Linked DNA regions of Mus musculus: region 1 is linked to region 2. Evidence: chromatin loops called from intact Hi-C (ENCODE). Cell type or tissue: left cerebral cortex. All regions are shown on one strand. Links, peaks and the distances in the headings refer to the core of each region. The heading gives the core; the rest is flanking DNA. Region 1 has its middle 9.8 kb from the start of Gm39718. Region 2 has its middle 26 kb from the start of Cnih3.

The links. Hi-C counts contacts between places; a loop is a spot of excess contacts. Peaks named below come from ENCODE experiments on the same cell type or tissue, not always from the same donor. Only the 100,000 strongest peaks of a DNase experiment are listed, where the experiment ranks them.
Region 1: it touches region 2 in a loop (2.3-fold over the local background); 3 of 42 quality-filtered maps call a loop at or near these places.

Annotation. Positions count from the first base shown.
Region 1 is chr1:181,268,938-181,285,725 of GRCm38, reverse strand. It overlaps the pseudogene Gm8146. Among named protein-coding and RNA genes, the nearest start is that of Gm39718, 9.8 kb to the left of the region's middle. In left cerebral cortex, for the core only: a CTCF peak has its summit at 12,674 (motif pointing left); DNase peaks (open chromatin) are centred at 9,875, 10,208 and 12,646.
Region 2 is chr1:181,317,880-181,334,667 of GRCm38, reverse strand. No RefSeq gene overlaps it. Among named protein-coding and RNA genes, the nearest start is that of Cnih3, 26 kb to the left of the region's middle. In left cerebral cortex, for the core only: a CTCF peak has its summit at 7,798 (motif pointing left); DNase peaks (open chromatin) are centred at 5,378, 5,867 and 6,441; H3K27ac peaks cover 787 bases.

The DNA.
Region 1 (16,788 bases), core at 5,857-13,856, 52 kb after region 2:
GCATGCTAGCACTTACTCTGACACATCTGGATTCCAGTCTCCAGCGCTATGCTCTGAGAGTCCAAAGTCTCTCAGGAAGTCCACATATGTGACCAAATGTAGTTGAATATGAAGTTAGGAAGGTAAACTGAATCTGGACTGTGCCGGGTCTTGAATACCAAGCCAAAAGTGCTTACGGCATATCTCTCCATCTATGGCCTCTATTTTTATGGTTGTAAAACTTGATCCAGAGAGCGTAGGAAGGAAACATTAAAGTTCTCTATATCTATGCAACTGAATGCATAACAAATTAGCCGGTTCAGTCTAGGAACTTGCAGGCTGAAATGCAGATTAGAGGTTGCGTCCATGTGTTGCAGTGAACATAGACTGTTCCTATGCAAGACTGGAAGAGCACTGGGGATCACAAAGGAGCTGGTAAGACAGCTGGAAAGTATGGACGGACAGGAGGACATGCAGCCAAAGGAGTGGACAGTGTGCCACTCTAACCATGGCTCCCCAGCAGAGACAAAGTAAGCCAAGGGTCCCTGGTGAACAGAAATTGGCAGTCCTACCCACAGGACAGAGCCATGGGTCTCACAAGCTTCTGGTTCAGCTGAAGGATTTGGGAAGACAGTGACACCCCCTGTGGGTGACTGCGTTTTCACTCCCGGTGTCTCAGAGGGACGCATCCTGGAAAGCATCTGAAGAGGGAGCCTATTGGTTAACCCTGTGTTACTCAAAGGATGTGGTCACAAGATCTAACCAATCACAAGTCAGGGCGGGTTGGAGGCAGGGCGGGGGGAGGGGAGGGGGAGCTACTGGGACAGTCATGAGGAAGAGGGATGGATGTAAACATGCCAAGAAGTTCAGCTAGAGAGTGACATGTAGACAGTACAGTGGTCAAAAACCTCAACACCCCTTGTAGTTTGGCTGATTGTGGAGTCTGATGAGCCCAAGGTTATAATAATAAGGTTGGCATGGAGCCCATACTCAAAACCACCAGTCTACTTCCAACTAAACTGAGAACCATGAAACCGCACAGTGTTTTACTTCTCCGGCCTCGGTGCTCCCACAGATGCCTAAGGATGCCTGGGATTTGGAAGTACTTGCAGTTGGTCCTCCTATAGAGCTCCTAGAACTTTATTTCATTTCCCCAGTCCCCAAAGCACATCCCTTGGCTAGAGCCATTAGTCATCCTGGGGTATATGAACTGGGCAGAGGGGGACTCTAGAGCATGGGAGAACCCAAATTTCCCATAGGGTGCAAAGCTAAGTGTGTCCAGCAGAGGCCCCTAGCATGAAAAGAAAGGAAGTCACTTGGGAAGTCGCCCTTAAAGGCATTTGGTACTTCATGAAGCTTGGATGGGCACCAACCTAAGTGGTAGGAAAGACAAGAGCCCTCAGCTGAACCCCACTCGGATTCCCTGTCTTCATCTGTCAGACTACAATATGTGACGACCCAAGAAGAAGATAATCTTATTTTTCCTTTTTTTGTTTCTTTGTGTGTTGTCTTTTCTTTTGACCTTTTGTGTTTTCCCTTATTTCCTTTAGTATACTTTTCTTGTTAATTTTTATTTGCTTTCTTTTTTTTTCTTTGAAATGCTTTATTGAGGGAGATGAAGTTTGGGGAGTTAAATACTATTAATTTTTGAGTTAGGGTCTCACTATGTAGCTTAGGCTGTCTTGGAGCTTGCTGTGTAGCCCAGACTGGCTTAGAAATCAACAGCAGGCCTCTTTCCTCAGTCTCCTGAATAGATACAGTAGGTGCAGAGACCGGGCTAAATTGCATGTCTTGACTCTGCTTCCAGCCGCCTCTTCATTTGTATGGCTGCTGCAGCGCTACCTGGGCCTACACTCAGCGCAGCTGACACTGGGGCAGAGACAGGCCCTGACGGATCTCCTCAGGGAGGGCAGCTTGGCTGGGCTGTTCCCACCAGTCCTGTACGATCCCCTGTAGCTCAGGGATTTGCTCCAGTGCCTGTTTCAGCAGATTTGACAGTTTCTCCAGGGTCTGCCCCACGTTCTCATTCTGCTCCTTTTCCTGGGACACCTGCATCTGCAGCAGCTCCTGGGTGGATGGTCCCGGAGGCAGACTGGTCTTCACACAGAGATTTCCTCTTCGGAGACCCAACTGGTCTTGGAGAAACAGAAGATCTTGTTGGAGAGAGGCAGCCTTTGGAAGCAGTAGTTCAGATGCTTTCCCCACAGGCAGTCCCAGTGTGTGACTCAGCAAGATGAGGCTGGAGCCCCTTGGGTTAGTGGGGTGCAGCTGATGGATGGATGGTAGAATCCTGGATAATGGCTTCAGCCCTTTGACATGGTATGGCAGCAGGGGGCCCAGGAGAACTCGGGGCAGATGTTTGGCTTCTTCCTTCAAGCATCGCAGTAGTTCCTGGCTCTGTGGTGCCACAGCTTCAGAGGTGGGGACAAGCTTCTGGTCAATCAGGGTCCTCTGGACCCCGGCTCAGGCGAGTTTTGCTGGCTGAGTTTCCCTTGATGAGCAGACGGATCTGTTCCTGCCTCTCCTCCACCAGCTGACGCCACTGTAGGATCCGCTGCCTCTTGGCCTGCAGCTCCCACAGCAGAAGATGCCGCTGTCCAACTGCACTCTCCAGTTCCTGGCTCTGGGCATGAAGAGCCTTGAGCTCTGCCCATAGGCCACTGTGCCTAAGCCCCAGCAGCAGGTCTTTCCTCTCACTGGATCCCAGCAAAAGTCTCTTCACCTCCTCCACTAGGCCCTGGAGGCGGCCAGTCAGGACTTGTCTCTCACTCAGGAGTGCACTCCTCTGGGTAACCAATGCACCTACAGCCTGCCAGCCCTCCTGCATGAGATGGACAGTGGACAGCAGAACCTGGCTGGAGTTTGAAGATTCTGGTGCCTGAGGCCTGGACAGCTCCTCTTCTTTGAGCCCATCCCCATAACACAGGGACCGGATCTCTGACTCCCGCTCTGTAGCTAGGTACTCCAAGGCGGCCAGGACGTGGCCCGCAGGGTGGTTTGTCAGCAGTGTCTCAACTGAGGTCAGCCACTGCTGATAGGATGTTCCAACGTGGTCATCACAAGGGCTTAGGATGCTGCCTCCCCTGGCCCGGGGAGTCAGAAGGTTCTGCAGGAGTTCGGAGGGTGCAGGCTGCCCGGACATCACCCAACACCTCAGGCTCTAGGGCTGGGGCTGCTGACACCACAGGTCCAAAGGTCACATCCACTTTGGCTTTCCTTTGCATGTCCTGCAGACGTTTGAGCTGATTCTGCAGCCGCTGCATGGGGTCTTGCAACCCACGTGGCTGTCTTTGTACAGCCCCAGCTTGGGCCTGGAGGAGAAGAGCTCGATGCTGGGTGTCTTTCAGGTTCTGCAGTGTCTGTGTCATGGCTACATCCTGAGCTTCAGACTCTTGATCCATCAGCTCCAGGCTCTGGTCTAGCTCTTGGTTCTCTGCCCGAAGGCGGGCCGCAGTAGCTTCCAGCTCCAACTTCCGATGGATCTTTGGATTGTCCTGATAGGCATACCAGAGGAGGTTTCCCTGGATCGTCTTGATATTCCTCTGACTACGCACATGCTGCACAATGTAGGCCCAGATGTCAGCGCCCTGACTCAGACACAGCCTACGCAGCATCGACTCCAGGGGGCGAGCTGCTAGGGGCACCTCCATCTCTTCAGCAGCCCAGCGACTCAGTTCACGCTCTTTCTGCGTTAGTTCCATGGCTGTCACAGCTTTTATTTGCTTTCTTAAAAGATTTTTCTTTTAGTCTTCTTCTTAACTTTTATTTAATGTCTGTGCATTTGTTTTCTTTACCATACTACCAAAATGTTTTATCTATTTGGTGTTATTGCTGTAACCACTGTTTATCTTCTTCATTTTGCTTAATATTATGAACTGATCCTCAAAAAAGCCTGCCACTGAAAATACTCCAGAATAAACCAGAAGAAATGGCTATAGCAAGAGATGCATGAATCACAAAACAGAAACTAAAGAAACAGGGATGAGCAAGACAACACCCTAACTTCCTAATCAGATGCTCGGATGCTGACTACAAGAACACAGGCATGGATGGCATGCTGGGCAAAGAATTCAAAAGACTACTTTAAAATTCATCAACAACTTTAGGGCTGGAGAAATGGCTCAGTAGTTAGGAGCACTTCCTGCTGGGTATCATATTGAGTTACAAGCCATTCAGGGATACATAGAAAGTCTGTATGTATACATATATACATATACATCAAATACATACACATATATGAAAAACAAAGTCATTTCAAGGCAAAAAACAAACTAAAGAAATTCAGGACCACCAAGCCAGCATTACAGAAGCTATTTAGGGAAAAATCTTACAGACCGAGGAAGTAAAACAATCTCAATTATGAGAGCACAGGAAAGAATAAATGTCATGACAGATATAGATGAATACATGAGAACTAGACGAGAATCGATTATGTCTAAATCAGTGAGTAAGAAGATCCATAGCTGCATAGGAGAGAAAGAGAAGGTCAGGGTGTGGCCAAAACCACAGCAATCAGCAAATCCACGTCAATCATGGTGCTCCACGAAAACAGTGTTGGTGCTCCAGTTAAAACATGTCCACTACCTGCCTAGATTAAGAAGCAAAATCTGATGGCTCCTCAGTTAAGAGCACTGGCTGCTCTTGTGGAGGACCCGGGTTCAGGTCCAGCACCCACATGACAGCTCATGGCCATCGTAACTCCTGTTTGAAGAGCATCTAACACCCTCTTCTGGCCTCCTTGGGCACTGCATGTAGACATGTATTCAGGCAAAACGCCCATATGCACACAGGAGCCAGCACCTCCTCTTTCTGCCTTTTATGCCTTTAAAAGAATTTCCTGTTTATCTTCCTAAACATGGAAGGTAGAAAATGCACCCAAAACTCTGCCAGAAAGAGTTTTATATTAAATTTGCTGTGATGATAAGCAAGATTAGCAAAGGCTTAGCCATAGTAACCAAATACAAGAGGAAAAGCCAATTTAAAACAATTAGGGATTGGTATTACAAAAAATACCATTAGAATCCAGAGGATCACCAGAGAGCATTTTTGAAACCATGTAGTCTAAAAAATTGAACATCTAGAAGAAATGAATAGGTTCCTCTATATATTGTGACACATCAAAATTAAATCAAGAAGATATTAGCAACCTAAGATCTACAGTGAGGAACAAATCTGAACCTGTGTTAAACAGTCTCCCAGCGAAGAAAAGCTCAGATCATATGGATTTGATGCCAGATTAGATGCACAGGGTGGGAACGCCAGCAAACCCATCTTACGAAGTCAGTACCAGCCTGATATCAAAATTGGTTAAGGATATAGCAACAACAAACTATAAACCAATTCCCCCAATGAACACAGATGTAAATAAAAAGAAAATAACCAATAAAACACTGGCAAAATGAATTCAATTATATGTTTAAAAGATCGTACACTATAGTCAAGTTGGTTTCATTTTAGGAATGCATTTCACTTTGTACACAAAAAATGTAATAATCTAGCACATAAATAAACTCAAAATCACAAAATCATCTCAATAAATACAGAAAAGGTTCTTGACAAAGTTCATTACCCCTTCATGATAGAAACTAGGAATTCAAATAATATATCTCTGAGGAGGAAGTTTAATCTAGGGACATGGCTGTTCTGGCAAGGGACCACATCCAGGACTATGATCCAGCTGGGATGCAGACACGACCTGGATTATAGTACGACCTGGCTGGAATACACCTTAGCACACACCTTTAGTGCCTCTGGCTGGAATATAGACATGACCTTAATACACACTTTAATCCCAAACACTTAAGGTAAGGTTAGTTTGTGGTAGAAAGCGGCCATGTTTGAAAGGGATCTCTAATTGAGGGATAGACAAAGTGATGCGTCAGAGAAAGACTTGACAGTAAAAGTCAGATATAGGATATGCCCAACTCACATAAGAACAGCACAGGAAATACTGAAGTGGAAACTGAAAAAATTCAAGTTACAAATAGGCTACTTAAAAGAAGAGAGAGAGGGAGAGAGAGGGGGAGAGAGAGAGAGGGAGAGAGAGAGAGGTGGTATATGGCGTGCAATGTGTGTGTACGCCAGTTTTTTACTGGAACAGTTTTACAGAGACAGGTTGCAGAGAGAACTAGCTAGACACGGCTGAAGACAGAATGAGCCAGAGAATGAGAAGGAGCCAGAAGCTTAGATCAGACTCCAGAGTTAGTATAAGGCCAGGTAGAGCAATTCAGTCAGAAGCTGAGAGAAGCCAAATTGAATCCGTCAGCTTGGAAGATCAGATTGTACCGAGGCTAGAAGCTTCCAGACCTAGGCCTAGGGATAGTTAGAACAGAGAAGGAAACGCTCTGGGCTCAGCCCAAGCTGTGTGTGTGCACAGCCTGGGTATGGCTCTCATCTCATCACTTCATCAGAGGAAGTAAAAGCGACATTTACATATCTCAGCATAGTAAGGCTGTATACCAGAAAACTACAGCCAAATTATAGTAACTGGGAAAAATTCTAAAGCATTTCTTGTTTAGAAGTCTCGTTTTCCTGATAAATGTAGCTATTCACTGCTCATCAAAATAGCTTCTCTCTGCAGCAGATAGAGACCATCTCAGAAAGTCATAACTGAACAAAATATAGAGAATCATGGGGCATTCAGCGCGATAGGTACATCTGCAACACAACTACCTCCTACACCTAAGGCTCAGAGAACACCAAGGAAGAGGGAGCAGAGAGACTGCAAGACCCAGAGGAATGAGGAGTCTGCTGTATGATTCTGCCTCCTAGAAGTGACAGAGAAGCTACACCCATGACACCATAACAATATGGCCACAAAATCCAAACAATGACAACACCGATAGACGTGTTTGTGTGGAAGGAGGAAATCTCAAGGGGCCACCCTAAATAAAAAGCTATAGGCAACAAATGACTATCAAGAGAAGGACAAGTCCCCAATATATAATAATAACTAAGAAAAAGAAGACATGGATTTGAAAGGAAGAAAGGGGGGACATGAGAGGAATTGAAAAGAGGACATGAAAGTAATTGGAGGGAGGAGAGGAGAAATGATGTGTTCTGTTTTCATTAACTTTTTAAAGTTATTAACAAATAAAACTACTTCTTAAAAAAAAAAAACAGGAATGAGACCATGTGTCCATCCTCTCAGCTTTTGTATTGCTTTAAGTCTTAGCAACATTGATAAAATAATAGGAAGAAAGAAGAAAGAGAGAGAGAGAGAAGGAAAGAAAGAAAGAAAGAAAGAAAGAAAGAAAGAAAGAAAGAAAGAAAGGAAGGAAGGAAGGAAGGAAGGAAGGAAGGAAGGAAAAGAAAAGAAAGAGAAAGAAAGAGAGAGAGAGAAAGGAAGGAAGGAAGGAAGGAAGAAGGAAAGAAAGGAAGAAAGGAAGGAAATATAAGTAGGAAAAGCCAAATTGTCACTATTTTCATACCATGTGCTCCTATACTTAAAAATCCCCGAACCAGAAAACTTGCAGATATGAAAAAAAAAATGCTTTCAAAAATGTCCTGGGACAACACAAAATCAACATGCAAAATTCAGTAGATTTTTCTAAACACCAATAATGAACCTTCCAAGAAAGAGATCAGGGGAAAATACCTTTCACTATGACTTCAAAATAAACAATTTGGAATGAACTTAGTCAAGGAGAGTAAAGAACTCGCCAATGGAAACTTTCAACCTCTAAGAAAAAAGGTTAAGAAAGCACCAGAAGACGGAGAAGCCTCTTGTGCCTGTGATCGGCAGAGTTAGTATTTTGAAAGTGTCTACATTATCAAAGGCAACCTCTAGATTCAATGCAATCCCCATCAAAACAATGACATTTCTTCACAGAACTGGCTAAAACAACCCAAAAATCCACACAGATGCACTAAAGAGCCCAAGGAGCCAAAGTAATTCCACATAGAAAGAGCATAGAGGACCGTGTGCCAAGAGCACAGATCACAATGCCTGACTTCAAATTATACCTCTGAGCATAGTAACAGAAACAGCATGGTACTGGTACAAAAATAGGCAGGCAGACTGAAGGAATAGAATAGCAGACCCAGAAATAAACCCACCTTACCTCCAATAAAGGTGCCAAAGAAAAAGGAAAAAGACCTCCTCTATGATAGATGCCCTAGGAAAACAGAAAAATGAAAATAGATTCTTATCATTCAGCCCATTAAAAAAAATCATTTCAAAATAGATTAAATGCCCTCATGTGAGACCTGACACCTAGAGACGGAAGCAGAAAAACTGGGGAAATATTTAAGATGTAGGCACAGGCAAGTACTGTCTAAGAAGGGCCCACGAGCACGGGAAGTGGTGAATGGGATTTCATGAAATGGAAAGATTCTGTGGGAGCTGGAGAGATGGGGGTGGGGCTGAGAACACTGGCCGCTGCTCTTGTTCCCAGAACCCATGGGCAGCTCACAAGTCCGTAACTCCAGGTCTAGGGGATCTAATGCCTCCTCTGAACTCCTCGGCTGTCCTGGATTCAGTTGCTGTATACACTGCTGTACCCTGACTGGCTTGGAGCCTCATTTGCTGTATAGACCAAGCTGGCCTCAAACTCACAGAGATCTGCCTCCCTCTGCCTCCCGAGTGCCAGCATTAAAGGCAGTGTCACTATGCCCAACAAACTAAAAACTTTTTTTAATATTTATTTTATTTATTTATTTTATGTATATGAGTACACCGTAGCTGTACTGACGGTTGTGGGCCTTCATGTGTTTGCTGGGAATTGAATTTTAGGACTTCTGCTTGCTCTGGTCAACTCTGTTTGCTCGGTCCCTGCTCGCTCTGGCCCAAAGATGTATTCACTACTATAAATAAGTATTTTATGTATATGAATACACTGTAGCTGTCCTCAGACACACTAGAAGAGGGCATCAGATCTCATTACAGTTGGTTGTGAGCCAATGTGTGATTGCTGGGATTTGAACTCAGAAAACTTCGAAAGAGCAGTCAATGCTCTTAACCACTGGGCCATCTCTCCAGCCGCAAACTAAAGACTTTTAACAATAAAAATTGTAAACCAAAAGCAGGGAATGGTCTATAAGCAGTGGTCTTCACAGCTTCACACGGTCCCACTGTCATCATTCACAAACCATCAGGATCTTGAGGGGCTCTGAGGAAGGTGGCAGCCTCACCCCTGCTTTTCTCTCCAGTGAAAGACGACCCTCACAGACAACCCGAGTAAGTGGCTCTACCCAAGATCTAGTTCTTAAGTCCTCAAACATCTCAAAATGTGCAAGAAGTACAAATGCTTTTTCTCTTTAAAAAAAAATCTTGGTTGAGTAGTAATTATGTGAGACAAGGCATATGAGAGGAAGGGAGGTCTTTAATCCGTCACATTACAAGGGACAACGATGACAAGCACTCATGTCTCACAAGTTAACAGTGTGTAAGTTACCAGCTCGGTTTGAAATATTGCTTTTCATATTGGGAATAAGAAATCTAATCCGAAGTATAAATTGCCCTTGAGATATTCATTAATGACTGTAGTAAAGCAGGACATTGCAAAGTACACTTGCATTATCTTTCCCACATTTTTAATTGATACTTAAACATGTGCTTTACAATGTGCATAACATATTGCTGCTATAATAGAGGCACAGAATTGCATTAAATGCACATATACCTGCCATGAGGTCACATTCAATACTGCTTGCTGCTGACATTGGGGACAAAATGGGCTTGGGAGCCACTTTCCTAACCCCCTCAGAAAGTCTCATCCAAACCCTCCCCGTTCTTGCCAGGGAGGCTCACATCCTCAGTGGAAAAAAAGGAAAATGGTTTAAAAGAATGATCTTAAGCAAAAAGAATATAGCTAGAGGACCCATAAGACATGACTCTAAAACATATTCCTAAGCTACAGTAATGTAAACAGTCTGGTACTGGCATACAGAAACGGTGACAGACAGATGGTGTCTTAGTCAGGGTTTCTATTCCTGCACAAAACATCATGACCAAGAAGCAAGTTGGGGAGGAAAGGGTTTATTCAGCTTACACTTCCATACTGCTGTTCATCACCAAAGGAAGTCAGGACTGGAACTTAAGCAGGTCAGGAAGCAGAAGCTGATGCAGAGGCCATGGAGGGATGTTTCTTACTGGCTTGCTTCCCCTGGCTTGCTCAGCTTGCTTTCTTTTAGAACTCAGGACTACCAGCCCAGGGATGGCACCACCCACAATGGGCCCTCCCCCTTGATCACTAGTTGAGAAAATGCCTTAGGGATGGATCTCAAGGAGACATTTCCTCCTTTTTCTGTGATAACTCTAGCTTGTGTCTAGTTGGCACACAAAACCAGCCAATACAGATGGAATGTAGGAAGAACCTAGAAATAAAGCACACATGGCCAAATAATTCCTAATTTCTAACAAAGGTGCCAAGGACATACATACCCTTTGGATTTTTTTTTTTTTTTTTTTTTTTTTTTTGGTTGAATGGTTGGTTGGCTGATTGGTTGGTTGATTTTTTAAGACAGGGTTTCTCTGTGTAGCCTCTGGCTGTCCTGGACATAGCTCTGTAGACCAGGCTAGGATTAAAGACATGTGTCACCACCACCTGGCTCAAAAATGTAATCAATAGGTTGGGAATGTAGCTCGGTGGTAAAATGTTTGCCTAACATGTGCAAAGCCCTGGATTCAACCCCAGCACAATAAAGAGGAACTCAAAATGGAGTCAGGCTTAAATGTAAAACCCCTGAATCGTTTAAATAAAAAATAGGGCCAGTGTCCTATGGCAGAAGTCTGGGCAAGTATTTTTGTTAAGCATGGGAATAAAAGCACAGACATCAACACTAGACAAATGGGATGAGGTCACAGTGAATGCTTCTGCACGGAAGACAGACAACTGTCAGAGTGAAGAGGCGACTTACAGAGTGGAGCTCTGGGAACTACCCAGCCAATAAGGGGTTAACACCAGACCATGCAAAGACACAGAAACAGTAACAAACCATAGTCAATCAATCCAAGTGGTGGTATAGCGCTTTGGTAGAGTGCTTACCTAGCAGCACAAGGCCCTGGGTTCAATCACAGTACCACCAGATAGATAGATAGATAGATAGATAGATAGATAGATACATACATACATACATACATACATACATACATACATACATACATAGACAGATGGGCTGACTGACTGACGAACATACATATAGGAAATGATCAGAATGAGCATTTCTCATAGAAGCTGTGTGGCATCTTCCTCTCTTTCCCATACATGCACACATTTACATTCACACACAGGATGGGATATCTATTCAGCTCTAAAATGTAATCGGGCTGTCATGTGGTCAACACAGATGGACCTGGGGCACATAATATTCAGGGAACTAAGCCAAGTACAGAAAGACAAACACTGCGTCTTTCACTCTGCTGAAAATGCTGAGCCCACAGAAGTAGAAACTAGAATGGTGGTCCAGAGGCTGGGAAAGGACCCAGGCACTGGGGGGAGGCATTAAAAAGAGTGGCTAGTGGATAGGATACGTAGTCTCAGCCAGACAGGAGGAAAGGGTTCGGATACTTCATTACACAGGACAATGTTCATAGCAGTATTCTATTGTATAATTCAAAGTAGTTAGAAGAGATTTTAAATTCCTTATCACAAAAAAAAATCATAAGAAACATAAATATCCGGAGAGATCAAAGGCACCCTATAGCGATGGACCATCAGCATCTGTCCAAACACACAGCTGCTGCCAGCACCATAAATGGGTGGCTGCCTCCCAACCCTGTCAGAGATCTGCTAGTTTAACTGGACTTTTAGCCCTTTGGAGCCATAAAGACCCCAGTCAAATTCCAGCTCTGTGACTCACTGAGATATGGAAGAACTAGAGACAGACCAGTCCTCTGGCCTGTGCAGACGCAGAAACAAAAGTGGCCGGCGGGGGGGGGGGGGGGGGGGGGGGAAGCTCCGGGAGCACTTCTATGTTGATGTTAATTAAGATGTGTTTAAATTATGTGCAAAGTGGGGCAGGCATGTGCACATGAGTGCAGGTGCCTGTGACAAACCAAGGACTCAGATGAGCCGGAAGCTGAAGTTGCAGACAGCTGGGAGCTGCCCCTCGTGCAAGAGCAGTACCGGCTCTTAAAGGCTGAGCCATCTCATCTGCCTGATGTTAATTCTTTAATATATAATTTTCAAAAATATTAACGTTGCATTTGGATAGTTGGTGTCTTTATGTAGTTTTTACAAAAATGGGTGTTAAAATACTAAGTAAACGTAAGATAGCTAGATTTGTGTGTCCGCAACTGGGGAGATGGAGTTTCAGAAATGTGCTAAGGACAGCCTGGGCTAAAAGACCTTAAATGCTTGGGGTCAAAACTCTGCAGCTATTCCCAGCTTGTGCACAAATGAAATCATTGCAAAGCCTTTGAAACAACTGCAGGACTTGGACAAGCACACCTCTGCCCTAGAGCATCACCCCTGGGGTCCTAAGCTCTGGCCTTGCTTTAAGAACTAACAGGAATCTAAGATGGTTCTGCTGTGTAGGGTGACAGCCTCTGCTACTCTGTGAAGGCGAGGCCTGGGGCGGGGGGGGGGGCGGGGGGCGGGGGTGTTTTCACAAAGAGTGCACTCTACTGTGTGCTGTGGGAATCTACAAGAAGTGTCCAGTTACCAGGGAAAAGGGGGAGAATGGCTCTGGGCTCAGGCACTGCCCGGCATGGTCCGCCGGCCAACTGTGCGGGTTTGTCGCCCCCTTCTGTCCCTTGTCGGAGACGGACATCGGTGCCCTGGAGGCTCACCGCGGGCGAGCTCTAGGTTAGGGTTGGATCTTGCAGAAAGGCACCTGAACCCTCAATGGCTAGAATCCAAGAAAGCAAAGGAAACCGAGTGGAGCCTAGAAGTGCCAACAAACCGCGTGGCTCTCAGTATTTCTCCCACGCCACTACACTGCTCACCTGAAGCCTGAGAAGAAGCAGGACCTGGGAAAAAAACTCCAAATCTCTTAGGGCAGTCACTCCTCTCTAGACTCAGAGTTCTTGGGTGTCCCCAAAGCAGAATTGGTTTCTGCGCTAACCCCAAAGGAGCCTGAACAAACACAGAAAAGCTTCCAGACATTCTGTAAGGATCAGCCAGTCAGCCTAGCAGTGACCTGGGGACCCCAGGAGTGGCTCAAAGGGATATGGGCTTTAGACAGGGTCCTTGTTCTCCAGGAACTTTCTAGAGAGGGAGAGGGGAGGGAGGGAGAAAGGAGGGGGGAGAAAGGAGAAAGGGAGAGGGAAAGAGGGAGAGGGAGAAGGGGAAGGAGGAGGGGAGGGAGGGAGAAAGGAGGGGGGAGAAAGGAGAAAGGGAGAGGGAAAGTGGGAAAGAGGGAGAAGGGAAAGGAGGAGGGGAGGGAGAGGAGAGAGGGGAGAGGAGGGGGGAGGGGAAAAAGGAGGAGAGGGGAGGGGAGGGAGAAAGGGTGAAATGGCCAGTGGTACTTGCTACCATTTACTGAGCCCAGCAATTTGCCTCCATTCCCCAGAGAAACAGCAATGCTGTAGGTCAAAAACCTACCCCAGTAGAAGAGGAGTAAAGATGGAGGGACTGAGGTTCACAGAGACCAGAGAGCACAATTAAAGCAAAAGGCCCAGTCTTCAGCCCTGACTGGTCCCAACCCCACGCTGTCCACTAGCATTGTCCGATTACACACATGGAAGGTAGACATAGAGGACACGCGCCCTGGGTGACAGTGGTCACCCTGGGTGACAGGCTGGTGGGTGGGGTACGGTGAGAATGTGCAAATGTTTAACTCCTGTCTTTCAAAACAAACAAGGGTCAGTGGGTCTGGAGAAATGGCTCAGCCATTAGGGTGCTTGCTGTTCTTCCTTCCAGAGAACCAGGGTCGGCTGCTCACACACACACACACACACACACACACACACACACACACACACCACAGAATTGAAATTTAATCATAAAAGAAGTTTTTGAAGTCCAAAATACATTGGTAGAATGTTGTTAGTAAGACTATTTTAAGGACCAAAGGTAGATTAGAGTCTTTGCTCAACAGCCACCTGTCCTTGATTTTATTCACAGCTTGCTCTCTCACGGGCATGCTCTCTCTCTCTCTCTCTCATTCTAGTAAAATGTTAATTGTGAAAGTGTTGATATTTATTCATTTTGGGTTAAAGATAACAGGCTGTTCGTTATCTTATTTTCTGTGTGGCTCTATATTTAATTTTTTTCCTAACTGATATTTCCAGAGAAGAAGCAGAGATGATGAGTGTCTTCATGTGACATGGTGACACCAGTGCGGCCACTCAGCTGTCACAGAGCTTCACCGGCCCAGGCCTCACTCTGCATGAGCAACCCTTCTGTCTGGGGACTTTTGAGCAGTTGACAAACATGAATTAATGGCACCTCCTGTCACCTCCTAAAAGTCAGAAGGGCACGTGACAGACTGGTGGAGACCGTGCCTGGCCTGACCTCACACTGACAGTTACAAGCTGAATTGAGAGTGCATCTGAGACTCAGGCTCCAGCCTGAGCAGAGCTGAGGTAGCGTCTCCCCACATGCTGTAATAGCTTCAGGGTGCAGTGTGGCAAGATGCCAGCCTTCCCACCCTCACATCAAGCCCTGGTGAAGATGTCTCCTTCCATAGGCAAATGGAGATCTCCTTCAGGAACAGCCATGTCCTCTGGTCCTCTATCTTACATGCACAGCCAGGCTTGTGTAAATGCTGGGCTTGCGGTGGCATAGAATAGCTGTTTTTCTGTGACCACCTCAAGAAGAGCAGGCACCTATTTGCATGAGGACAGTCATGGGAATTTGTGGGGAGCCTGGTGAGAGACCCCCTAATCCACAGTCCCACAAGTCTGTGGGCTTTAGTTGTACAGGCCCAGAACCCAGTCTTAAATTCTTTTTTTTTTTAAGATTTATTTATTTATTATACGTAAGTACACTGTAGCTGTCTTCAGACACACCAGAAGAGGGCATCAGATCCCATCACAGATGGTTGTGAGCCACCATGTAGTTGCTGGGATTTGAACTCAGGACCTCTGGAAGAGCAGTCAGTGCTCTTAACTGCTGAGCCATCTCTCCAGCCCCAGTCTTAAATTCCTGTCTATCCACCTGTGGCATCGAGGCCAAGGTCCGGCGAGGACGGCAAGGGCTGATTGTTCTCTCTGACCTTGCTTCTCAGTCTCACGTGCACAGCTCTTGACAGACTGTTGGGAGCCGCGCCCACATTCGCCGTTACAAGATGGCGCTGACAGCTGTGTTCTAAGTGGTAAACAAATAATCTGCGCATGTGCCGAGGGTGGTTCTCTACTCCATGTGCTCTGCCTTCCCCGTGACGTCAACTCGGCCGATGGGCTGCAGCCAATCAGGGAGTGACACGTCCGAGGCGAAGGATAATTCTCCTTAATAGGGACGGGGTTTCGTTTTCTCTCTCTCTTGCTTCTTGCTCTCTTGCTTCTTGCACTCTGGCTCCTGAAGATGTAAGCAATAAAGTTTTGCCGCAGAAGATTCTGGTCTGTGGTGTTCTTCCTGGCCGGTCGTGAGAACGCGTCTAATAACAATTGGTGCCGAATTCCGGGACGAGAAAAAAACTCGGGACTGGCGCAAGGAAGATCCCTCATTCCAGAACCAGAACTGCGGGTCGCGGTAATAAAGGTTCCCGTAAAGCAGACTGTTAAGAAGGATTCAACTGTATGAATTCAGAACTTTTCAGCTGGGGAACGAGAGTACCAGTGAGTACAGCTTTACGAGGTAAGTCTGATCTTGAACTTTCTAAGGAAATTCAAGACAGTCTATCAGAAGTAAAGTGGAATATGTTTGGCCTTGAATTTTTTCTGGTGTTAGGAGCCCTTTTGTTCCTTTTCACATGTTATCAAGTGATTAAGATAGGGCTGAAAATTCTAGAGGAAATTCAGGACAAGCTATCAGAAGTAAAGCGGGGAGAGAGAGTAGGAGCAAAGAGAAAATATGGTACACAAAATAAGTATACAGGCCTTTCCAAGGGTCTTGAACCCGAGGAAAAGTTAAGGTTAGGTAGGAATACCTGGAGAGAGATTAGAAGAAAAAGAGGAAAAAGGGAAAAGAAGAAAGATCAATTAGCGGAGGTCTCTAGGAGATACTCGTCACTAGATGAGCTCAGGAAGCCAGCTCTTAGTAGTTCTGAAGCAGATGAAGAATTCTCCTCTGAGGAAACAGACTGGGAGGAAGAAGCAGCCCATTACCAGCCAGCTAATTGGTCAAGAAAAAAGCCAAAAGCGGCTGGCGAAGGCCAGTTTGCTGATTGGCCTCAGGGCAGTCGGCTTCAAGGTCCGCCCTATGCGGAGTCCCCGCCCTGCGTAGTGCGTCAGCAATGCGCAGAGAGGCAGTGCGCAGAGAGGCAGTGCGCAGACTCATTCATTCCCAGAGAGGAACAAAGGAAAATACAACAGGCATTTCCGGTCTTTGAAGGAGCCGAGGGTGGGCGTGTCCACGCTCCGGTAGAATACTTACAAATTAAAGAAATTGCCGAGTCGGTCCGTAAATACGGAACCAATGCTAATTTTACCTTGGTGCAGTTAGACAGGCTTGCCGGCATGGCACTAACTCCTGCTGACTGGCAAACGGTTATAAAAGCCGCTCTCCCTAGTATGGGCAAATATATGGAATGGAGAGCGCTTTGGCACGAAGCTGCACAAGCGCAGGCCCGAGCAAACGCAGCTGCTTTGACTCCAGAGCAGAGAGATTGGACTTTTGACTTGTTAACGGGTCAGGGAGCTTATTCTGCTGATCAGACAAACTACCATTGGGGAGCTTATGCCCAGATTTCTTCCACGGCTATTAGGGCCTGGAAGGCGCTCTCTCGAGCAGGTGAAACCACTGGTCAGTTAACAAAGATAAT
Region 2 (16,788 bases), core at 3,025-11,024:
TTGGGGATTGTCTCTGGGATGGCACTACCGTGCTCCCAAGACTCAGCTTCTCTGACCACTTTGTTGATGCTCATCAGCAAGAGAACCTGAGACTTTGTGTTTGGCCCTAGCTTCAGTGCCCACTGAACTAAACTGAACAGTGGCACTGCCACTGAGCCCACACAGGCCCACCTGTCAGCACCAGCCTAGCTGTTGGCCTAGATCTCAAAAACCTCCTGAGACCTCCACCAGTACCATCCTCCCAGCCTGTCATAGCTACAAGACTTCACGATGGGCATGAATCAAGCCTGAAACTTCCAAATCATGCTCACCAAGAAGATTCCCCAGTGAAACCTTGCAGTGGCATTTCTGCCCAAATAACTGCTCCCACCGCCAAGACAGCTACTTAACTTGTATATTATCATGCTATTAGAAGAAATGTTTGTGTGAATAAACGGAGCATATTCAAAAGACAAATCTTGGTTGGACATCGTAATTGCTGCGAATCTTATAGCCCAAAGGCAAGGTTCTCTGCAACATTCCTTGAGCAGTCCTTCATAAGACTGATGCAGAGCCAGGATACATGGCATTTCTGAGACGTCCATGGTCTTACACTGGGGAGTGTGGGGGGGGTATGGGGGGTATACCACACAGTCACTTATAATTATGTCATGTGGTGGTTTGAATAAAAATAGTTCCCAAAGGCTCATATATTCAAATGCTTGGTCCCCAGCTGTGGGTGGAACTGTTTGGGAAGAATTAGTAGAGTAGGTGTGGCCTTGTTAGAGGAAGTGTGTCACTGGGGGTGGACTTTGAGGCTTCAAAAGCTCAAGCCACTCTCAGTAACACAGACATGCTCGTGCACATACACACACACACCCACACACACCACCTTGTGGACCAGCTGTAATCTCTCAGATACTTCTCTAGCACCATGCCTGCCAGCCTGCTGCCACACACCGTGCCATGATGATCACAGACTCTAACACTCTGAATCTGTAAGCAAAGAGTCCAATTGAACACTTTGTTTTAAAACTTGTCTTGGTCGTGGTGCCTCTTCCCAGCAATAGAAAGGCAGCGAAAACATGCCACACACTAGGACTAATTCCAAAGAAACAAAGCACTTCACAAAGAAGAAAACTTTGTTTTCAATTTCTCAAAGACAAGTTAGAAATGCTGAGTCATGGGGGGTGAAATTAAAATATAGCAAGTGGTAGATGTGTCTGTTGATCAAATTCAAGTTTTTCGATCCTGAGGGCTGCATATGTAAATATTTCTAGCAGTCAGTCTTTGTTCTATGACAAAAAGAATCAGCATCCCAAAAAGGGAAGATTTTACATCAGCTCTTTTCTCTGCCTTTTAATGAAACATTGTGCTCTGACAGAAAGGATCTGTGGTGGAACCAGTTATTTTTTTTTTCTAGTTTCTAAACAAGATTTAAATGCACTTAAGAAGTACCTAGCTGGCTTAAATATGATCGAGCATAATAATATCTCTGAGTCTCCCATTACTCTAAAGATATTCAAGGACAAGTTAGAGCTGTGTTGTTTATGGGCATTGTCTATCTCCATCCAACAGAAACTTGAAGATTTTTTTCCTAATGTCTTTTCTCTGTATGTTATAACTCTTAAAGGGAATAACTGAATAGAAATACAGAGGAGAAATTATAATTGCTTTTATAGCATTACAAATAAAAGTAACACCAGCAATAATGATGTGCTGAAAATGTCTCTTTTTAAAAAACTATTATGAATTTCTCAAAGAACCATGTAGTGAGTGTAATTACTTCCTGGGGTGGAGTTATAAGTGAGGCAGACACAGCTGTGAACAAGTTGGACACCAACCAGCCTGTGCTAATCTGAGGGACACACTGGAGTAGAGCGTGGTCCCCCATTGACTCACTTCCTGTTTGTTCTTGCTTCACACAGTCTCTCTCTTGCTTTAACCCTTCTTATCCCAGCTTCCTTCCTTTGAAAGTGAGCTATTGCAATCCACCCCCATTTCACGGGGGTTTGCCACTGAATGCCATGGAATTAGCTGAAGAGCTTTTCCCAAGAATAGATCCCTTCAACTCCACACCAGCCCTCTTGAACAAGAATCTCTGGGGTCGAGTCCCAGCCAGGGTAGCTTTAAAATGCTCTGGTTAGGAATCACTGAACCAAACAACCCGGTCTCTAAGCTCATCCTCTGTCAAAGTATCACATTCCTGGCTGACTATATGGTTGACCCTCTCTAGTCCTCCAGTGGACTCTCCTGGTCACCCGCCAGCCTGGCTTGATGCATCCCCTCCCCTGGAACCTCTTCAAACACGTATTCCTCTCTGACATATGCTCAAAATTTTCTAAAATTCAAATCCTGCTTCATACCCTGCCTCCAGAAAGCCTTCTCTGACCAGTTGTGACTGTTCACTGCTAGAAATGTTTCCCAGCCTCTGAGTTACCATCTGGGATGGGATGGTGATTTGAATGAGAAATGTCCCCAGCTGTGGTGCTGTTTGGGAGTGTTCAGGTGGCACAGCCCTTCTGGAGGAAGTACTGTCAGTGGGAGCAGCCTCTGAGATGAAAAGCATCAGACACTTCCAGTCCACTCTCTCTACCTCATGCTTACCGTTGAGGATGTGAGCTCTCAGCCTCCTGAGGCCACACCCGATGGTTGGTAATCTTGCATCCATACCAAGCTTCCTCATCACAATGGACTCTTATCAGGAGGCATGAGCCAAAATAAACTCTTTGTTCCATAAGTTGCTTCTGTTCACCTTGTTTTATCCCAGCAACCATCGATATCAGTGGTTTGATATATGATACATATCAAGATAAATATATCAGGATATAAAGAATGCTTAGATGGACTCATGTGATTTGAGTAATTTCTTTGGAATGTAAGCTTTAAAGAAATATGTTTTAATGTTCTATAATCTGCTTATAGAGTCCATCAATGCTCCAGGTCATTGAGATATGTCATGAGATATGTCATGTGTGTTCTTAAGCTCTATCACCTTGAACACTTGTGAACCCCAGAAACACATCAGCTGAGGTCACACAGCCATGTGACATCAAGAGAAGGCAAACTAGAGATGCCTTAAAAACAAGTTGGTAGCTATATTAAGGAGGGAAAAGTGTGTATGTATATGTGTTTGTGTATGTATGTGTGTGTATGCGTGTGTATGTGTGTATGTGAGTGTATGTGCATGTATCTGTATGTGTGTATGTATATATGAATGTGTGTGTTTGTGTATATGTGTGTGCATGTGTGTGTATGCATGTGTATGTGTGTCTGTGTATATATGTATATGTGTGTATATGTGTATGTGTGTGTTGTTGTTGCTGTTATTCTCCATCTTTATACAATATGCTTGCCATAGACAAACCCTATGGAAGAAAAGCCCAACCATATCCGTCCACACATGATAAGAAAATGCTCACCATAAACCTTGTCAATACACTAATAGACTTTAAGGACTAACCTCCTGTGGCTACCTATAAAATTATAAATAGCAGTTAAAAGAAGTAAATAAACTCAGGAATGGGCAGAAGAGATATCAAGACAGGACATGGGCACCTCAAGCCCTCTGAATACCAAAACCAAATGTGTTAAATTTTGAATGATAAAGCAAAGATGCGTGAAAGAAAAGCCACCTTCCCTGACCTTCTCACAGCTTGTCTGCTTTTTAATTTAATGTTTCTGGTCATTGATCCTATATGATGCACATCCACCTGTCATTTACAGAGATAAATATTTAATATTACAGCCACACACTCCTAGCTGAGTCTGGAAATGTGAAGCAGGAGTTGTACCTTCAGCAACCTCTTCTCAGCCTCCAAGAGTCCTCCTCCTCCTCCTTATATTTGGATATAAACATTCTATGCTTCAAATTCTAAACTTGAGGGGACCTAAATGCCATATCTGGAGGTACTTAGCAAAGCAAGTGAACTAAACATGGCCTTGCCAAGTCATCTCCCAAGAAAAGGAAAACAATGTCTGCCACCTCTGAAAAGCCAGTCAGGCAAAAACAAATTCTGGACCCACACAATGACAATTCCTTTGTTCCTCCATGACATAAACCACAGGCACCACTTTCAAAAAAGTAACACAACTTGCTTCCCTTAAAAGGGAGCACATGAACTTGGTAGTGGTGGTGGCGCACGCCTTTATTCCCAGCACTTGAGAGGCAGAGGCAGGTGGGTCTCTGTGAGTTCGAGGCCAGCCTGGTCTACAAAGTGAGTTCTAGGACAGCCAAGGCTACACAGAGAAACCCTGTCTCAAAAAATGGTAGAGGGTGCACATGAGTACAGTCCTTCATAGTCCCTTCTCAAGAGCATTAAGCAATTTGTTATGTGTGTGAGTAGTATGTGTACCAGTCCACTAGCCAAACTATATAGTCAAGCTAATTAGCAGACCAAGAGACCCACGAAAGCCAAGAGTGATGGCTTGTTAGTGTTTTCCCTACAATGAAAAAAAAAGTGTGGGGGGTGAGATATATATATATATATATATATATATACATATATATATATGTGTGTGTGTGTGTATGTGTGTGTGTGTGTGTGTGTGTGTGTGTGTGTGTGTGTGTGTGTGTGTGAAATATGAAAATATGGTGCCAGGATTAAAGGCATACACCACCACCACCCGCCAGGTATCAAAAAATCTGGATATGTCATGGAAGGAGAGGAGAGGAGAAAGGATATAAAGAGAGATTGAGGGGGAACAAGGGAAGATTAATGGGTGTCAGAAGGCCAAACATCACATTTTCTCTCATGTGCATGAAAGCAGGAGGAGGACTATTTGGGGAGGAGGGATCGTCAGAAGGAGAACAAGGGTAGGGCAGGTGGTGGTAGGGTAACCATGAGAAAAGTATGAAAATATCACAACGAAGCCCGTTATTTCATAATCTACCATCATTTTTAAAGGGAGAACAAGGAAGATTGAAGATGATATACTACTGGTAGTTCATCTTTAACTCCAGCACTGAGGCAGGAGGACTGTGAGTCCCAGACCACCTTTGGATTCATAGAAAGACCCTGTTTCAACTAATAAACCAACATGAACAAAGCAGACTAAAAACAGCTCCTTCTGTCTCTGCAAACCCCACCAAACCATAAAGAAGACCCAGAATGGGGCAGAGTCAGAAGCAAATGGAAAGAAAACCTAGGCAGCGGGTGGATAAGCTAAGAAAGCTGACCCCTCAACAGGTCCCTGGGAGGGGGCTGGGTGTAGGGCTCGAGCATGGGGGTCTGCATGAAACTCTAAGATGCAGTTGGATCCCAACCCTTCCTTCACCCAGTGCTACTCTTCATTCATCTCTGTTAGAGGCCCAAGGCTGAGTCTGGGGTGTAAAACACTGAGGTACTGGGTGTGGTGGTGAGAGATAGCATATTAAAACATACATAGCAGGTCTATACCCTTGAGAGCCACCTCTACTACCCAGGCCTGCTTCCACTCACTTCCGTGTATTAGGCAGACATTACCCTGTAGACAGGATATGGGAGGCATCTTTCCTGTTATAAGCTGGTCCAAAGATAATGATCTAAAGACATTGACAGTAAGAAAGCCCCACACGGAAATGTTCCAGCCAGATCACTTCAGTGGACCACCTTCCACACCTTACCCAGCACATGTGAATCCCCGCTAACCATAAGGAGACCTCTCTCAGACATACAGAAAGGGACCTAGGTCAGGTGAAGGAAAGAGGGGTCAGAACAAACAAGCAGAAAACGCCAAACCAGAGGAGGCAGGATTTATGGGGAGACAAAAATAAACCCTAAAACATCCCCCATGTGCTAAGGAACGTAAAGTAACATGGCAGAAAGAAAATCTCAGTAGTAACAAGTTAACATTGGAAAAAAGGAAGAAGAAAAGAAAAAACTCTCAGAAATGCAGCCAAAGAGTCTATGGGAAACTTGAGAGCGAAGAGAAAGAAAAGGTAAGAAAACAAAAACAAGACTGTTCACAAGCTCCAACATCTAAAAAGAACGATTTAGCATCGTGGGCTGCTCTCTGCTCATTTTGTGAAGAAAGGGATCATTGAGGTTTCCCAGGATAGCAGACATGGGGTTGAACATTGAGCTAGCCCTGTGAGGCTCCCAATGCAACAGTCGAAAATAGAAACATACACTGAAATTTTACTCCATTATGAATAAGGGATAATGCTACAGATGTTCTGAGAAAAGAGGGGGGTCAGCAAATTTCAAAAGATAAAGCATGAAAAATAAAAGAAGAGAGTCATACATTGTGGATCCGACCAGAAGCCCTAGTGGGGCAGAGGGACCCCTTGAGTCCAGAGCTTAGGCTACCCTGGACAACATAGCAAAACCCTACCTCAAAACAAGTCAAGATTTCTTCTCAATTGCAGCACTGGGAACTTGAGAATAAGTGTGCCTGGAAAAATGTTTTGTAATCCAGACTTTATATAGTCAAGCTAAAATGAAGCGAGTGGGCGGAACAAAGACATTTATAGACATGTAAGATCTCCAAACACTTCCTATGCAACCTTTCTGAAGGCGGTGCAAAGCATTAAAGGATGCGTGCATCCCACCAAAATAAGAGGATTGGCAAAGAGAAAGGTTTCTGAATCCAGGAGACGGGGAGCCAGAAGGGATTTGCTGAGGGGTGGGGAGGGATGCATGCTGGGGTGCTGGAATGTTCTGAAAGGCCCACATGTCAAAATATTTGCTCCCCAGGTCAAGTGCTATTGGGAGACCATAGAAGCTTTAAGATGTGGGACCTCGTGGGAAGTCTGCAGGTCACTGGGAACATGCACTCAGGGGGGAACTCCAACCCCTTCTTCCTTCTCTGTGTGTCACAAGCTGACCATGATGTGGAAACTTCTACTCTGTCTTGCACACTCACCGTGATCTGACCCTAGATCAGAGGCCTAGAAGCAAGGGATCCTATAACAAGCATGAACTGGCAACACCCCCACTGTGTGCCCAAATCCACCTCCTCTCATTAGAAGCTGACTGTCTTTGATTTGTTACAGTGATGGAAGGTTGTGTAACATGGTGGGGCGTTACCTGCCCGGGCTACAGCTGGTCGGGACACTCTGGAATCATCAAGACAATAAGACTGAGAGAAATGTGTTGTGTGTTTAGACACTAAGAACAGATCAGTGTCCTGGCTGGATTTGTCACCTTTGATACAAGCCTAGACACATCTGAGAAGAGGGAACCTTAACCAAGAAATAGCCTCCACAAACTGGTGGGTCTATGGGACATTTTTTTGATTAATAACTAAGACAGAAGAGCCCAGCACACTGGTAAAGGGGTTGCCACCTCTGGGCAGATTTTAGATGGTATACGAAAGCAAACTAAACAAGGTATGAGGGGCAAGCCAGTAAGCAGTGTTCCTCCGTGGCGTCGGCTTCAGTTCCTGAATCTAGGTTCCTGTCTTGAGTTTCTGCCCTGCTTCCCTTGGTAATGGACTAGAACATGCAAACTGAAATAAGCCCTTTCCTCCTCAAACTGTGCTTGGCTAAGCATATTATTACAGCAATAAAAGGCCAAACCAACAGGGGCTGGAGAGATGGCTCAGCTGTTAAGAGCACCGACTACTCTTCCAGAGGTCCTGAGTTCAATTCCCAGCAACCACATGATGGCTCACAACCATCTGTAAAGGGATCTGATGCCCTCTTCTAGTGTGTCTGAAGATAGCAACAGTGTACGCATATGCATAAAATAATCTAAAATAATAATAATAATTGATGATAATGATGATTACCAAGACAGGCAATAGGGGGTGAATTAGAAGCAAACATAAAGGCAGGTAGGGCTAGAGACACGAGTTCAGTTCCCAGCACTCACACTGTTGACTCACAACTGTCATAACTCCAGCTCCAATGTATCTGACGCCCTCTTCTGGATCCTACAAGCACCTGCACTCACGAACACGTGCATGGGAAAAGTGCATACTAAAGTAGGGATCATAATGTCTAAAAACATCCCAACCCCTGGAGAAATGACTTCAAGAGTTGAGCCAAGTTTGCATAGTTATTGCTGTTTAAAAAACCCCAAGATATGTGAGTTGATTTTTCAAATTTGCTCTATTCCCAGTTAGCACCTCTCTCTCTCCCTCTCTCTCTCTCCCTCCCTCCCTCCCTCTCCCTCCCTCCCTCCCTCCCTCCCTCCCTCCCTCCCTCCCTCCCTCCCTCCCTTCCCCATTCTCCTTCCCTCTTTGCAGATACGTATGTAATCTCTCAGCTGCTGCTCCAGCGCCATGCCTGCCTGTCTGCTAGCATGCTCCCCTCCATGGTGATCATGGACTCTAACCCTTTGGAACTGTGAACCCCATTAAATTCTTTCTTCTATAAGTTGTCTTAGTTATGGTGTTTCTTTGCAGCCACAGAAAACTGCCTAAGCTCCGTTCTTTCTTAAGTGTCTTTTGTAAGCGCTGCTTTAACTAGCCAACGTGCCCTGAGGAAGAGAAGTGCCTTCCACAAACTCCCGTACGTGCACACTTGTAGAATAATAGAGACAAGATTAGCAGCTGGCCCCACTGCTGTTCCAAGTGCTACACACTTATAGGCAGACTCTCAGAATATTGCCTCAGCAACTCCTTGAATAACTTCATATTAAACAGTTCTGGCTGTAGGAATGCCTGGTTTCTAATCAACTGCAAGATACTATTCCAATGAAAGGGACTCCTACCTGATTAGAATTTTAAAAGCCAGGAGACCAGAGATCACTTATTTTTGAGAGAACAAAACAGTGATTCCGTCTGCCATGGCCAGGAACCCACAGGCTAGCTGTTCCTAACCATGAGTCTCAGAGAGAGACTAATGATGCAAATATGCCATTAAAACATACCCCCTAAAATAAAACCCCACATAACTTCAGTACATGTCCAGGTCAGGACACATGTAAAAGTGGCCACAGAAAGTCCTGTCTACAATTATTTTTTAATGGAAACAGTCCAGAAATCCTCCCTCATTAGAATATGCCTTATGTGAATAGTAAATAGGAATTTGTAACAGGGACGCACAATAACCGGGTGACTCGGAAGGACAAATTATCTGAGTGGGAAACGCAAGTTAGAAAAAACACAGACCTTATGCTTCCACTTTGCACAGTCTAATGACATGCAAAACTATGCCACAGATTTTTTTTTCAGGAATATAGCAAGCAAGCAAACAAAAAACAGTGTTTGAAAAGGAAGTGAGCCGTAAACTCAAAATTCAGGAGACTGGCAGTACCTGAGGAAGAAGATGGAGTTCTGAAGGACTCAGGGGCAGGAGGTAATGCCCAACACACGTCTCCTCTATTTGAAACCTACACGCATTGCATCTCACAACTGTTCTTCATGAATATCTAATCAAAGCAATTAAGTGGGGTGGCGACTAGGGGAACACATGGTGACTGGCTGCCTCAGCTTCCCACTCTTCTTCTAATTCTTATCTCACTGGAAATATTTTTTTAAAAATTAAAGCAAAAGTGAGCAGTGGTTTTCTTGCTAATCAAATGAGTGCTGACAGGCTGAAGAATGACATAGGATAGGATTTAGGGTCTATTCAAAGTCAAGGAGAGGCAAGGACCCCAACCCTGGTTCCCACCAGGTTCATTAGACCAGCTTAGCTAAAGAGAGACTTCCGGGCATGAGTCTCTTCCTCCAACTGATCACTCCTGTGGTTCTGTATCTAACTAGAAAGTTGTCCTTCTGGGAAAACCTTGAGACAAGTGGAGGTCTATGCAGGAAGGACTAACAATGGGGTTGTGGTGGGTTTTGCAATGTAGCAGTCTGCCTGATTCAAGTTGTGCATAGGACACATCTGTGTGTCGCATAGTAGACAGAAGGAAGCAAGACAGGGTCTTCTCAATGTCTGTTCTTAGAGCTATGACCCCAATAATATGCAACCCCAAGTCAGTTTGAAAGCATCTGCCACGATAAGAGCCACAAAGCAAAGAGTATCACAGTAGAGCTGACACTGTGGCCATGAAGGTGTGGCACTGGTCTGTCTGTAGTTTCTCTCCCTCTTTCGATAGCCTTGAAGCTGCTTGGAAGACAAAGGAAGAAGCAAATCATTCAGAGTTGTATTATTTCACCTGAAAAGACTTCAGAGAAGTGGCACCCAGTCAAATTTCTAAGTTAATTAAAGTCATTTTTTTTTAAGGCAGAAGGTTAAGCAAAAGCTAAGCTGTTGCTGGCATTCTGTAAGGCAAGTGAATGACAAAAGACAGAGGAGACAGGAAAGGGAACGTGACTTGGTCTCAACAGTGTCAGACATAGGAGGAGAATGAGACACAGGATAGCACTTTATCAGCTCATCCATTAAGCACCTACTGTGTGCCAAGCATGGGGACTACACCTTAGCAAGACGTATATTGGTGCTGATTGATGTGAGGGAGAAGTGGGAGCTGCCACAAAGACTTGGAAAAACCTTTCCAGGAAAGCATGATATACCCCAGGCTCTGAAAGGTTAGCAGCCAGGGGAGAGAGCCGAGTCTTGACAGTGGCAGATTCAGTCCTAGGAAGACAGCACACACACACACATACACACATACACACATACACACACACACACACACACACATACACACACACACATAGAGGGGAGGGAGGGGCTGGGGATAGTGAGTTCTGGCTTCATATGCTACCTGACTCAAGGCCCAGTAGAAAAACCAAAAAAAAAAAAAAAACCAAACAAACAAACAAGCAAAACAAAACAAAACAAAACCGTATCTTTGAAACAAAATTTGAGATGTACCCACCCCACTTGTTTCCCATAATGCATTGCACCTTTTCAGTGCCGTTCAGTTTGTGAGGTCTGGTGCCAATAGGGCATGGCTCTGGGTACACCATCAGACAGTGAATATTTAAGTCCTCATTACAAGGCTCTTTACAAGGAGAAATACACCAGGGAAAGACGTGGTTCACAGCTCAGGTTTACATACCAAGATGTGCCCCAACCGCTGAAAACTCTATTTTGGGGAATCTGTTTTCTTGCCTGCCATTGTGGAGGAAAACCTCTGATGAGATGAATCAGCTGGACTTTTTCGATTTCCAAATCTGCTCACACTGGGTGTCAGGGTCATGCATAATAGGGGACATGAGGGATGAGGACATGGCTTTGGGGGGGGGGCTGTCTGCTCCAGTGACACTGCTCTGGTTCTCTGAAACAGAATCTGTCAGAAGCCAGGTGAGCTGTCTATGTCTAGGTATTGTTACACATTTATTTGAGCTATAATTATTCCTTCTTACACTCAGAACCCAGTCTGGTGTCAAGCGAAATGGGACAATTCCCCTTAGGCATATGATCTGAGCAGTTAGTGGGATATGGCAAGATAACCCTGACATCTGGTGCTTAGAAGAAAGTCTGAGGCTCATGATAAATTCTCCAACCTTGAATCTGACTTTATCAAGGCAAACCAAATGGTGACGCCTACACCCAACTCTATTCAGTGCCTCTGGTCATGTGGGTCCATTGTGTGACTTCTTATTCTCTTCAAATTGGCCTTTAAGTTCTCCTTCCACCCTGAGCTCACTAGGATGAAAATGCTGGGTTGTCAAAGGGAATCAAGGAGTGGGAAGCCAAGAAAGTCTACAGTGCGATTTGCCTCAAGGTCTGTAGGAGTGGTGAGGGCCACTCCATCCAGGGGAAGTGCTTTGGAAACAATAAAGGAGTCTTTTCCTCAAAAAACTGGTATCAGAGCTGAAGCTAAGTCGTTGCCTATTTTTGTCATCTTTACAAAAGGAAAAGGTCTAGAGAGATGCTCAGTGGATAAAACCCTTCCCATCCAAGTGTGAGGACCAGAGCAAAGCTAGACACCACAGTGCACATCTGTAATCCCAGTACTCCTACAGCAAGGTGGGAGATAGACACAGAGGAGTCCTGGGAGCTCATGGGTCAGCTAGCCTGGCATAAACAGTGGCAAACAGTAAGAGGCCCTGACTCAAAGAAAATGGAAGATGAGAATTCATATTCATGGTTGTCCTCCTACCTCTATAGCTCGATATAGTATGTACATACTTCTACTCTTACATGCAACTATGTGTGCACGCATGTGCACATGTACACACATGGGGCGAGGGAGAGGAAGGGAGGGAGAAGGAGGGAGGGTGTCTTAGTCAGGGTTTCTATTCCTGCACAAACATCACGACCAATTAGCAAGTTGGGGAGGAAAGGGTTTATTCAGCTTACACTTCCATACTGCTGTTCATCACCAAGGAAGTCAGGACTGGAACTCAAGCAGGTCAGAAAGCAGGAGCTGATGCAGAGGCCATGGAGGGATGTTCTTTACTGGCTTGCTTCCCCTGGCTTGCTCAGCCTGCTCTCTTATAGAACCAAGACTACCAGCCCAGAGATGGCACCACCCACAAGGGGACCTCCCCCCTTGATCACTAATTGAGAAAATGCCTTACAGCTGGATCTCGTGGAGGCATTTCCCCAACTGAAGCTCCTTTCTCTGTGATAACTCCAGCCTGTGTCAAGTTGACACAAAACTAGCCAGTACAGAGGGAGAGGGAGAAAATGTGTGTTTAAAGATATTAGACCGCATGGGGTATATACCTAGAGTCCCACTGCTTGGGGATGTGAGGAAGGAAGATGGTGAACATGAGGCCAATCTATACAATATGAGAGTCTATCTCTAAAACAAAACCAAAAAAATATATATTGCTATTGCTTGAGATCTGGAATGTCCCTCAAAGACTCATGTACTAAGGTTTGGTCCCAGGATGTTGAGTGGCAGAATCTTTAAGAGGGGGGGCCTAGTGGGAGGTCTTCAAGTCACTAAGGACATGCCCTTGAAGAGGCTCGTGGGATCCCAACCCCTTATCTTCCTCCTGTTCTTGTACCTTACCTATGGGGTGAACAGCGCTGCTCTAAAAATCCCTCTTTGCCATAATGTGCTTGCAACCAAGAGCAAATAACTATGGACTGAGCCCTCTATACCTGTGAGCTAAAATAAAACTTTCCTCTTCACAAACTGGGTATTTGTTACAGTGACGGAGAGGTTACTAACAAAAACATACCCCTAAATGGTTTTCTACCACACTCTGCCAACTGTACCTAGGACAGAGGGACTTTGGAAGCTTTGATTGACAGTGAAGGGCAGACGGCCATCATCAGCACTTGCCTGTTTATGAAAAAGAATTCTGAGAAGTCAGACCCCTAGATGCATAGACCTGGACTGTGCAGTACAAGACACAGCTCAACACAAGAGTGACAGAGGGTCCCATTCTATCAAATCAAGTGTAAACTACTTCTTTCTTATTGGGGCCCATCTGGGAGCCCCCTGTCAGAAAACATGAAATCGCCCTGTGTGTTTTGTTGAAGATTCTGTCCTATCTGTGGGAAGACTCTGGAGACGCCACTCATAGCAGAGACGTGAAGGGAGCAGATGGCCGTGAAGTGGGAGGCTATTCTCAACCCGGGGCAACAGGAAGGCTGTAAGGCAGAACCCAAATTTAGTTTGAAACCTGGTGCCCAATGGTGCAAATTTAGAAATTCTCTTGAACCATCTGGGTTTTTTAAAATAAACACCTGTCTGTCCAATCCTAGAATGGGAGGGGCTTAAGGTCTTAGTTCTCTACCCCTAACATAGCATCTAGTACCATCCTTGGTGCCTCGTGGCCGAGGAGAGGCTCAGCCATGGAAGAACACACACGATAGTTCCCAAAGGCCTCAAAGGTCTGCACAATCCTTTTTATTCTGACTTCTCTTTTGTTGTTCTTTTTCCTCACAGTGTTTGAGAACTGAGACTACCATGCGCGCATGCGCATGCACATGCGCACATACACATGCTTGAACAGCACTAAAAATGTTCCCGTCTCTCTGTTTTCTAGTGTCTTCCCTTCACCTTCTCTGACGCTGGTAAAATTTGTCTGTGATCCATAAAGTATCAACCCTTTACCCTCTATGTCAAGTCACCTCCCTAAGTATTATGGAACATAGTGTCTCTACCAAATAAATGAACACATCGGACTCTGAACTCCAGACCTCCTTCACAGCCACATCGTATGGTCTTCAGACCTCTCCCACAACATTTGCCACGAGCTACTTGTCTTAGTTAGGGTCACTATTGCTGCAAGGAAACACCATGACCAAAAGCAAGTTGGTGAGGAAAGGGTTCTTACACTTCCACCTCACAGTTCACCATCAAAGGAAGTCAGGGCAGGAACACAAGCAGGGCAGAAACCTGGAAGCAGGTACTGATGCAGAGGCCGTGGAGGGGAGCTGCCTACTGGCTTGCTCTTCATGGCTTCCTCAGCCTGCTTTCTTTTTTTTTTTTTTTTTTTTTTTTTTTTTTTTTTTTTTTTTCCTTTTTTTTCCTGCTTTCTTATAGAACCTAGGATTACCATGGGCTGGACTCTCCCCCATCAGTCACTAGTTAAGAAAATGCCTGACAGCTGGATCTTATGGAGGCATTTTCTCAATTAAGGTTCCCTCCTTTCAGTGTCAAGTTGACCTAAAACTAGGCAGGACACTACCCCAACCTTTTACCTTGACTGAAGATGATCTAACCTGACCAACTGTTTCATTCAACTCCTCATCCCTTGGAAAAGGAAGTGAGGTGGGCAGGAGTGAGGGGTGGCAACATGGACCCAGAAAAGAAGTGACAAGTCAGGTCTTCCTCATATGTCCCCTTCTCCCCACCCTGAGGGCTTTGTGAGTTTTCAAGGCAGTATGTAAATACACTGAACATATTGCTAACACTAATGCAAATATAACATTGGTGTTAATTTTTCCAGAAAAATACCTTAATTATCGGAGAAATTATGTCCTCAGTGATTCTGTCAAATGAGCTGTCCCTCAATGGCACAGCCATTACATCTAATCCTGGAGTCCCCTTTCCCCCAAACCCCCTCCCACACCCCTACCCCTGTGCTCAATAGCAGTTTCTGTTCCTCTCTTTTTAGGACACCCTTCAGTCATTCTCTCCATTCTCTATGCCCTGAAGTCAACCCAAACCCTGTCTGTCTCTTCTTCTAAGACCTTCCCACTCTGTCACTTTGGATGCCAGATGGGATCCGACATGCCTGACGATGCTCCTTGGAGGAAGGTAACGTGAGGGGGCAGAGAGCATCCTTATGCCTCACCTGCGTGGCCCTGGGAGAGGAAGGAAAGCAGACTGGCTAGGAAGAGGCCAGGGCCACTCTTCATTCTAGGGCAGTCCGTGGGATGATCAAGAGCAGTCCCACAGCCTGCAGAAATGGGTGGCTTTAATGTTCCTGCAGCATTTAGTCTGGGACAGCCTGGGGGAAGCATCGCCTCCAGAGAAATGGAGAAACAGACTTTGCAACATAGATACTAGGTCAAAAGGAAAGACAAAAACACAGAAAGAGAGGGAAACTTGGCTCCTGCCCACACCATTCCCTGAACCAGTTCCAGCCAGCCTATAACCTAAAAGTATGAAAACCAAAAAGTTTTAAGAAAACACAGAATTTATGATGGAAAAGAAACCCTATAAAGCAAGAGACAAGTAAGTTGGAATATATTAAAATGAAGACATTTTGTTTAGCAATATCAGGAACCTCTGTTTGGGGGCTGGAGAGATGACTCAGTGGTTAAGAGTACATGCTGCTCTTCCAGAGGACCCGAGTTCAGTTCCCAGGCAGTGGTTTATGACTGCCAAAACTCTCAGTTTAGGAGATCTGATGCTCTCTTCTGGCCTGTTTGTGAACCAGCATATACAAGGTATAGACACACACACACATAAACAAAAATAAAACTTTTCTTAAAAAAAAAACAAACTTGTTTTAATCATCATAAGAGAGAAAAAAAGATAATTAAAAGTACAAGAGCCAAAAAAGGCAATAAATAAATAAATAAATAAATAAAAGCAGGCAGATTTCTGAGTTTGAGGCCAGCCTGGTCTACAGAGTGAGTTCCAGGACAGCCAGGGCTACACAGAGAAACCCTGTCTCGAAAAACCAAAATTAATTAATTAATTAATTAATTTAAAAAGTGCTGGAGCCAGTTCTAACACATGTAACTCAGAAAAGATGCTCACATTTAAAATCCCACTAAAAGCAAATTAAAACTTCGAAACAACACAGAACCCACTATCAAAAAAGGGCAAGAGATTTGAAGAGGTGTTCGCAAGAGAAAGGACACAAATGACCACCAAACTTAGCCAGATGTTGGACACCATCTATGGCAAAGACGAACCCACAAACCACAGTGAGTTTGCACTGCTCGCTCCCTGCATGGCTGACATCAAACATAATGCACAAAACGCAACAGTAGTTTACCTGTGCAAACAAGGCTGTGCAGAGGTAGGAAAACTGTTCCCAGTACCAGCGACTAAGCTGAATACCTCCCCCCAACTTGTGAGCCAGAAATTCTACTCCTGGAGAGTAGGGTGGAAGTATGGAGAGGTGATACCACACAACTACAATGTGCCCAGGAAAGATATGTGCAGGAATGCTACAGTAGCATTATCCATCATTGCTGTTAAGAAATAAGCATCTAGTAGGAGGATCATAGAGAAGAAATACATTGGGATATGTTCCTTCCCTGGCACAAAATAGTGGCATGGAGTGTACCAAGGCTGGCATGACAGTGTGGGTGAATTTCAGGATACCATGTGGTGTTGTAACCAAAGTTCAAAACCAGATGAAACAAAAATGTAAAGTTTAGGAAGGCACACTTAAGTGGTAAGACTATTGTGAAAACAGACGGATGTGATTATCATTTAAGATGGATACTTGTGGCTTTTAGGCAGATGGCTGTCTTGGGATGCTGGCAGGGGTCTTGGTGTCGGTGGTGCTGGGGACTGAAGCCAGGGCCTCAGACGCTCTAGGTATGTGCTCCACTATGGAGTCCAAGAGTCTGCTTTTGATCTGAATGTCTAATAATAATGTCAAACTTCCTGTTAC